Regions from separate parts of the Homo sapiens genome. Here region 1 is linked to region 2. The links are chromatin contacts, found by Hi-C in ENCODE. All regions are on one chromosome and are shown on one strand. The core of a region is the stretch at or near the end of the contact, and the rest is flanking DNA. Distances in the headings are between cores, read along the strand shown. Region 1 has its middle 83 kb from the start of MREG. Region 2 overlaps SPAG16 (sperm associated antigen 16).

The links. Hi-C counts contacts between places; a loop is a spot of excess contacts on that map. Pooled maps may share reads with other maps.
Region 1: a map of PC-3 shows a loop between it and region 2 (5-fold over the local background). The contact joins two enhancer-like sites. A Hi-C loop is called at or near these places in 2 of 168 maps with a recorded cell type or tissue (HCT116 and PC-3) and 1 of 50 pooled maps.

What each region holds. Positions count from the first base shown.
Region 1 is chr2:215,928,843-215,933,061 of GRCh38, forward strand. No RefSeq gene overlaps it. Among named protein-coding and RNA genes, the nearest start is that of MREG, 83 kb to the right of the region's middle. Within about 2 kb of position 2,574, at least 2 of the 41 ENCODE cell types and tissues checked have a DNase peak (open chromatin) inside an H3K27ac peak, as active enhancers do; they include PC-3, where a contact is called at or near this core.
Region 2 is chr2:214,066,856-214,071,052 of GRCh38, forward strand. All of the region lies in intron 13 of SPAG16 (sperm associated antigen 16), which reads left to right. Among named protein-coding and RNA genes, the nearest start is that of MIR4438, 310 kb to the left of the region's middle. Within about 2 kb of position 2,581, at least 2 of the 41 ENCODE cell types and tissues checked have a DNase peak (open chromatin) inside an H3K27ac peak, as active enhancers do; they include PC-3, where a contact is called at or near this core.

The DNA of each region.
Region 1 (4,219 bases), core at 1,324-3,823, 1.9 Mb after region 2:
TAGAAGAAGAGACAGGAGAGAGATCATCTCTCTCTGCCACAGGAGGATCCAGCATAAAGATGGCGTCCTGCAAGAGCTCCCTCACTGAGCACTGAATCAGCCAGCCGCTTGATCACAGACTTCCAGACTCCAGAACTGTGAGAAATAAACGTCTGTTGTTTAAGCCACTCAGGCTGAAGCGAGTGTTGTGGCAGCCAAACAGACTAAGACAAACCCAAATGCCCATTAACTGATAAATGGATGCATAAAATGTTATAATATTGTATGCAATATTATTTCATAAAAATGAAGGAAATTATTCCACAATACAAAGGAATACAATTATGATTCATGCGACAATACGGTTGAATCTTCAAGACATTATACTAAGTGAAAGAAGTCAGGAACAAGGGTCCCATATAACCATAGGTTCCACTTACACAAACGTCCACAACACATAAATCTAGAAACAGAAACTACGTTAGTGGCTGCCTAGGGTTTAGGATGAGGAGGGTAGATGTGAAGAATGAAGGAGGTGTGACTGCAATAGGGTACAGTTTCTTTTAGGGTAATGAAAATATTCTAAAATTGATTGCAACTCTGTGGATATGCTGAAAACCATTGAATTATATACTTAAAATAGGTGAATTGCATAGTATGTGAATTATACCTCAATGAAGCTGTTACCAAAAAAACCCCCACAATATTCTACTTAGAATATTGTGCTTAGAAACAAAATAAGTTCTCCAATTGTTGGGGGTCTGGGGAGGAACTCATGGTGTTTCATCAAAATGATCCAAAATTGATTCTGTTCTGATCTAGCCTCTTCTCCCAGACATCCTTAACTCAGCAAATGGCCCCACACTCTGCCACAGCTAGAAAGCTATGAGTCATCCTTGATTTCTCCTCTTCCTGCACCATCCCCCAAATTCAAATGCATCAGCAACTCCTGTCCATTACCTCTCCAAAATACACCTCACACTTCACCCATTTATGCTCCTCCTCAATGCCACCAACCTAGTCCAAACCATCACCCTCTCTCAATTCTGACACATCTTGTTCCCATTCTTGCCATCCTCTGATCCATTCGCAATGCATGGCAAGTTATTGTTTCACAACATAAGTCAGCTCCTGGCTCTCCAAGGCAGACACCCTTCTCTGGTCGCACAAGGCAGGAACTGAAGATCCACCCTTCCTCGTGCCTCCAGCGCTCTGCTCATCATGACCCCCTAAGCTACTCCAGACATGCTCTGCTCCCTTTCGCCCTCAGCTATGCCAAAGCCTTTATCGCCTCCAGCCCTTTGCACTTGCTGTTCCCTCTGCCTGGGCCCCTCTTCCTTCACATCTTTGCATGACTGACTGGCTGTGACTCATCCTTTAAGGGTCCCAACTCAGACCTCTCTCAGAGAAGAGGCCCCTGACCACCCTGTGCAGAGGGGCCCCACTCAGTTCCACCTTATCTCATCCAGTGTTCCTGTTACAGCACTGCTTGCAAATTGTAGTTACCTTGTTTGTTTGTCTACTCTGTTCTCATCTGCCTTACCCACTAGAAACTGGATCCAATCTTTTCTTTTTATTCAAACACCTTCTATAAATATTTGCTTTTTGTTTTTGTTTTTGTTTGAGACAGGGTCTCACTCTGTTGCCCAAGATGGAGTGCAGTGGCGCGATCACTATGAAAAGATCAGGTCACAGGGATACAAAGACGACCAGGATTTGTAGTTGACCAGGATTTGGTGCTACCCTAAAAGAGGTCTTCTTTTCTGGGGGACAGGGACACAGTAATGTAAACGTGTATTTCAATGCAATATGATAAATGTTCTGAGTACTTTTGCTATTGAAGCACAGAGATAAAGCTCTCTCCAAGTCTGAGTCATATTTGTTCTGGAAGAATCAAGGAATTTTGAAGACAGAAAAATGAAGCAAGGGCTCTCCGGTTTTATTTGCAATGTTCTGTGTTTCCAAATCACTTTTAGTAATCTGCCTTTTGAGAGAGGCATCCCCTTTACCACCCTGCCTAAGAGGAAAATTAATTCGATAATTATTTAAAATTTGGTAGGTTTCAAAGGAATGGGTATTTGGAGCACACTTCACTAGTCTTTCCCCTTTTGTTTTAAAAATTTGCCAAAGTAAAAAGTTGCTTTAGAAAGTAGAAAACCAATAATGACACTAGCAACCTGGAATGCAGTAGAGGCAGCTATCCGGCATATCTCAGATTATAATATTCAAATACATGCCGAAGACAAACACAATTTGGCATGCTACAGAACTAGAGAAACAGGTAGGCCTGAGAGTTACTTGAATTTTTTCTGGGGCAGAAACTCAGAAATCCAAAAATGATCTTATTTACAAGCCTTTAGTCTGAGTTGACCTTTCTTCTTTAAAAGACATCGATGCCCTTTCGTTGTTTCATTTTCTGCCAATTTCCAAATGTTCTCCAAGAAAAAGACAACCTCTGAAATTCACCAAAAAATGAATAAATAAAAACCCTCTAAATCAATCACTAAATGAGGAAAAATAGACAGAACTTCGTTAATTGACTCAGGCTTTTAAAAATTGTCTCTCCTGATGGGGACTGAGGGATGAGATCTTGAAGCTCACAGAACACAGAGTGAGTCAACAGCGGCATCTAGTGTTCAATCAGAATCCTGCAAAGCCCCTCGTTGGAGATGGGAGGATCTGTGTGTTATTGTAAGAGGCAAATCAGTTACATTTATCCACTCGTGGAAATCATTGAGAAGCACTCACCCGAGTGTTTATGGTGCTGCTTCCATAGATGTTCACAGGAGAAGGACGCAGGTTGTCCTAATTCCAGAGAGACGGAACATCACACAGCCTTGGCATGCATCTCACCTGCATCTCAGCCTCATCTCAGCTTCCCCTCAGACTCAAACTCAAAGACAGGACTATGTGCCTGAGAGTCCCTGAAGGGCAGAAGCCCTCTAAGGTGGTTTATCAGCCTTCTCTGGAGTAAACGGAATAGATTGTGTTAATTGTTGGAAATAATCCTGCTTTTGCCTTAACTTTTTTCTGGACACCCTGAACTCTTCAGTGAATAGTGAATTCTGGGGAAACTATTTAATCGGCTACAATCTATAAATAAGGGGTGATTTTGGATCTGTGTATGCCAGTGATTTTCACCATTTTTCCCCAGCAATGAAATGATTTAAGGGAAAAACATGAGATATTTGGAATGACAATGTTACAAAGAATAGATACATATACATAATCTATAGCTGATCTCTTTAAAGGGGGGTTGGTGTAGAAAAACCAGACCTACAGGCACTCAGCCATCCAGAACTCCCACCCTTCCCTTGCCTCTCCTCACCCCACTCTCCTTGGCCCCCCACCCTATTGGCCCCAGCCCCGTGCCACTCCCAGCTGCTGAGGCTTATCTGCAGAGACCTAGGTCCTCCTAGAATAACAGAAGCCTTTTAAACTTGGATCTGTTTTCTTTAGGAGAAAAGTGACAGAAAGGCACCCAACAGACCTGGGCAAAGGATACAAGGTACATTAATACAGGTTAAGATGTAACCTAGCGGACACAGAGAGCTACAAAAAGGGGGAGGCTTAGCAGCATTTTGGCAGTTGGAAAGACAAGCTTCCCTTGTTTTCTATACCCACCAAGGTGCCCTGCCTTCATCCTCACCACTTTGCTGATGGCATTATGTCTTTGGCTGAGGATGCCATCAGATCCTTTGGGAAATTCTCCTTGCCATTCTGAGAGATTTTATACCCTCCTGAGCCCTCCCGGGGGCTGCCCACCTGTCTGCCCATAGATGCAAGTTACTGGTGACAGTGCCAGCAAAAATCTGAAGGTTTACTGAAAGGAGAGTCAGTGGGCAGTATCTTCCTAACACCATGTGCCTTGGAGCTTCCTCTATAATTATTCATTCATTCACTTCATTCACTGAGAAAGCATAATTGGGTATATTCCAAACTACCCCAACCAAAAGGCCAGCATTTGTTATGGTTGGAAACTACTTGTTTACCTAGATTATAAAAATAATAAGCCCGGGCACAGTGGCTCATGCCTGTAATCCCAGCACTTTGGGAGGCCGAGGCAGGTGGATCACCTGAGGTCAGGAGTTCACGACCAGCCTGGCCAACATGGTGAAACCCGTCTCTACTAAAAATACAAAAAATTAGCTGGGCATGGTGGTGAGCGCCTGTAATCCCAGCTACTCAGGAGGTGGAGGCAGGAGAAACACTCTAATCCGGGAGGCGGAGGAAGTTGCAG
Region 2 (4,197 bases), core at 1,331-3,830:
TATTCTTTGATTTCAACTTTCCAAGGAAAAATTATTTTCAGGTACTAAGTTTGTCTGCATTGCAAAGGAGTGATTTTGTAATTTCCAGAACTGTCATCCTTTGTTCCACTGTTGTCCTTCACCCAGTATGCTCTCTGGGGGGTTTTAGGAGATTGCACACCAGGAGCGCTGGGCACAATGGCACTGAAGTCTTGCAGTGCAGGAAGCCTCAGCAATCAATTCCCACGCTTTCCAGGTGGTGCTGTTTGGTTCCATTCACATTAACTTTTCAGCTTTCTATGTGAAGAAAGCCTCCAGATAGTGAAGAGGGAGGGAGAGCAATAAGACCAGTGATTACAAATCCATCACTTTCATTGTTCCAGAGCCAGTAGCAGAACACAGCTGATAGACAAAGCACTGGTTTTGTTCAATAATTAGGTTGTTTCTTAGAGGAGAATATGAAGCCTTTTCAATATTTTACTCTTTTTAGAAAATATGTATATTGTATCAAACATTGTGTAGCACACAATAGAAATGGAGGTTTTAATAGTAGTCCTTATTGTGAACATCAAATATTAAAGGCAGTTTTGATTAGATTTGGGGAAGAATCAGCTCTACTGCATGCATAAAGCCAAAATATGTGGGACACTGGTCCACCTGAGAAGCAAGGTAGATATTTCCCAAATTAAGGGTAATTCAGGAGAGGTATTACTATTGCGTACACTTATAAAATATACTCAAAATTTGGGCAAAGATAAGAAAAGGATTTTTAGGCATATGGGTATGTGTATGTCTTTCTGAAAAAAAAAAAACTAAAATTTTAAGAATGCTATCATAATGATATACAAGTAAAATAGTCTGGATGTGAATACATCCGGGTCTTTTCAAGATGGTCCTTGCCAGGATTTTGTTGAAATATTATTTTCATGCTATCAAACGTCCTAAGTAAATGTCATTGTGGTTTCTTTATTTACTTTTTGGGCCCCTACTTTCTCACCGTATTTCCACCAAGTCTGACACCATGTTAGCTGTAAGTGGGGCAAAGAGATATTATAAAACATTCTTCAGTGATTAGAGACATAAAAACTATAAAAAATAATGTGTTACTTTGTAAATAGAATTCAAATTAGAATTTAACCTTCAAAATATTTTTTTTTGGAAAGTGATGAGAAAACACTGCATCTATATGGAAGCCGTGCAGTATAACAGAAAATGTCCTGTTGTATAAGGATGGAACACAGAATTTATTTCCACAACTATCACTGGCTCCTAAGACATTAAAGCTAGTCACTTAATTTCTGGTGTCTATCAATCAGTTCTTAAAAATGGAAACAATGATGCAAATTCATAACAAGAGATCATACAAATATTGGGATGATAAATAATATGTGACTGTATTTTAGTTGCCCAGTATGCCATTTTGTGATTATTTTTCAGAAAGGATTCATTCCTGAAAGGGAATTACAGAAAATAAGCACTATTGGTGTGTACTGTATTATTAGATATTTTTACACAAACCATTATGTTGAACTCAGAATAAAAGGCATATTTTAACTGGACATAGAGCCTTGATTTGTTCTAATAAAACCCTAATTTGCCCAAGTTTTATCAGTAACCATGGTTCCCACATAGTACTCATGGAGGTGGCCATGGTTTTTATTTTCTAATAAGACTCACTGTGGTACAAGGTCTGACTCAGAGCTTTTCCTAGGAATATAAAAAGGATAAATAAAAATGTAAAAGAAAAATTATCAAACTGTCCCTTGATAACTAAATGGTTGATCATAAATTGGAGTGTCTATGCAAATGAAGTAAATAATTAAAATCTCCAAGAACAGCATTGACTAGGTGGTTGATGACTGGCAATTATAAAAGCTGAATTTTTAATATGCATACATCCAAGGAGCCAGTAAAAATTAGCTCCCAGACTAATGGACTTGCCTTTCTTCCGAAGCAGAATTTTAATGAGAGCATTATTTATAACGGAGAGCCCAAGAACCAGGGTATTCTTGCTTAGTCTCATTTTTTTTTCCCTGACACCTTATCCATTAAACTATGAACTTCTTTACAGAAGAATAATACTTTATTCCCTAAGAAGTAAAGGTCAAAATGACCTCAGAAATTCGTTGCATTATATATACTCTAAAGACATGCCACTTAGGACAAAAGAAATCATAAAGCCTGTGTTTCTAAATACCCAAGTTGTATATGCTTTTAAAATATATTTCATAAGATCAAATTACATTCCATATAGTTTTGCCCTTCCACAAATTTTCTGTGTGATTATTTCCTACATAAGATAAAATGCAAAATCTTTGAAGGACACTTAAATCTTTTTGCATATATTTTTATAAGGCTTGAGAATGGTTTTAATCATTCCGATACGTGTATATTGTTAAGCTGCTAATTTCTTTGAGGCCATTGAAAGGGTTTAATTTTTCCCTAGAAACACCATTTTGTTATTGGCAGTCTGTGTTATAAACATCACAGAGTTTAGGTTGCCACTTTCCTTTTTGATATTTCAACCGGAGCGATGTCTGGTTTTGCTTTCATGACTCTTTCCCCCACAGTTGTAACTAAGCAAGGACTGTTTGGCAGATAGCATCTAAGGAGATTTTATTGTCTGGGTGACAGCTCCCTTAAACTATGAGTCAGGCAAAAGCCTGGTCCAAGGATGAGTCAGAGAGTGGTTTACTCAGAGCTGCCTTAAACAGAAAGTCACTAGTTCCCATCCAATTCTATCCCTTCACCCTCATTCCAGTGCCAACCTAAAATCATATGACCAAGGGAGATGGGTGGTAAAAGCATTATCAGGAGGAACATGATAAATGAGGTCTCATTAGTCTAAGCTTGTTCCCTTCTGTCACCTTTTTTTTTGTTGTTTTTAAGCCCTCAGTATTTTAGAAACTTCTATATCTACTCATATATACTGAAGAACCTAAATTTTCTAAAAAAAATCATAGATTTTATTAAAAATCTCAGAATGTAGGTACCTTTCTAATGTCCAATATCAGATAGACAACAGACAAATGCTTAGGATAATTAGGTTCTTTATATCAACCAAGGCAAGGCCAGGAGCTTCTCACTGAGACTCTTTGTTCAATAAACTGGAGATTGTAACTTTGGTTAATAACATTGAATTGTGAGTATAGTTAAGTTTATTTTTATATGTGTTTTGGCAATTTTGTGTTTCTTCTCTTTTTTAATTGCCTATTTTTATCCTTTGCACATTTTCCTCTTGGGGAATTTTTTTTTTTTTCTGATTGGTTTGAAATACCTCTTTGTGCATTAAGACCATGAGTTTTTTCCTTGCAACAAGTATTTTTCAAGTTTGTTATTTGCCTTTTAATTTTTATACTTGTAATGCATAAGTATGTTTATGCTTCTGTGTGATCAAATATACCTATACTTTCCCTAATGTTTTATTTCTTATTTTTATATTTAGAAAAGATGCCCCTACTCTGATACCAGATGAATATTTACTTATCTTTTTCTGTAATTCTTGTTTGTTTACAACAAATGTAATTCATTTTGGCATATGGTATGGAGTAGATCTTTATTGTTTTCCAAATACTAAGCCAGTTGTCCAAAGGCTACTTATCAAATGTCATTCTTTCTCCACTGCTTTGAATTATGTGATTTATAACATAGATCTTCGTAGCTTTAATATATACAAAAGCAATTTTTTTTCTAGTCGGTTCCAGCCATTTATTTGTTTTACTCCAGTATTAGGAATATTTTACTATTTCTAGAAAACTGGAATATTTCCTCACCTAGTAAGTATTGTTTTTTGTCTTTTTAGCATCAAATGAGCTGATCATATAGATTCCCTCTTTTGATATATCAATATACTGATGTAATTAAGTCTATATTATATCAGTAGAGTTTCTAACATATAACCACCCTTGCTTTCTTAGAATAAATCCTACTTGGTTATGGTTTTATTATATTAACACATTACTAATATTTTTCAGATTTCTGCATATATATAGTATAACTGAGAATGTTATGCAGTTTTCTTTTTGATCTGTCATTGCCCAGGGCTTTATAATTTTTTCTTCTTAATTCATAATATAAATTGGAAAATATAGTAGAGAAAGTTATAAAAATATGGCTGAGTCAACTAAGAAATTCAATGATTCACCTTCATCTGCCCTACCCGGAAACTGTACAAATAACCAAAGCATTATAAAAATCGAGAAAATCTAAAGGTCTGCA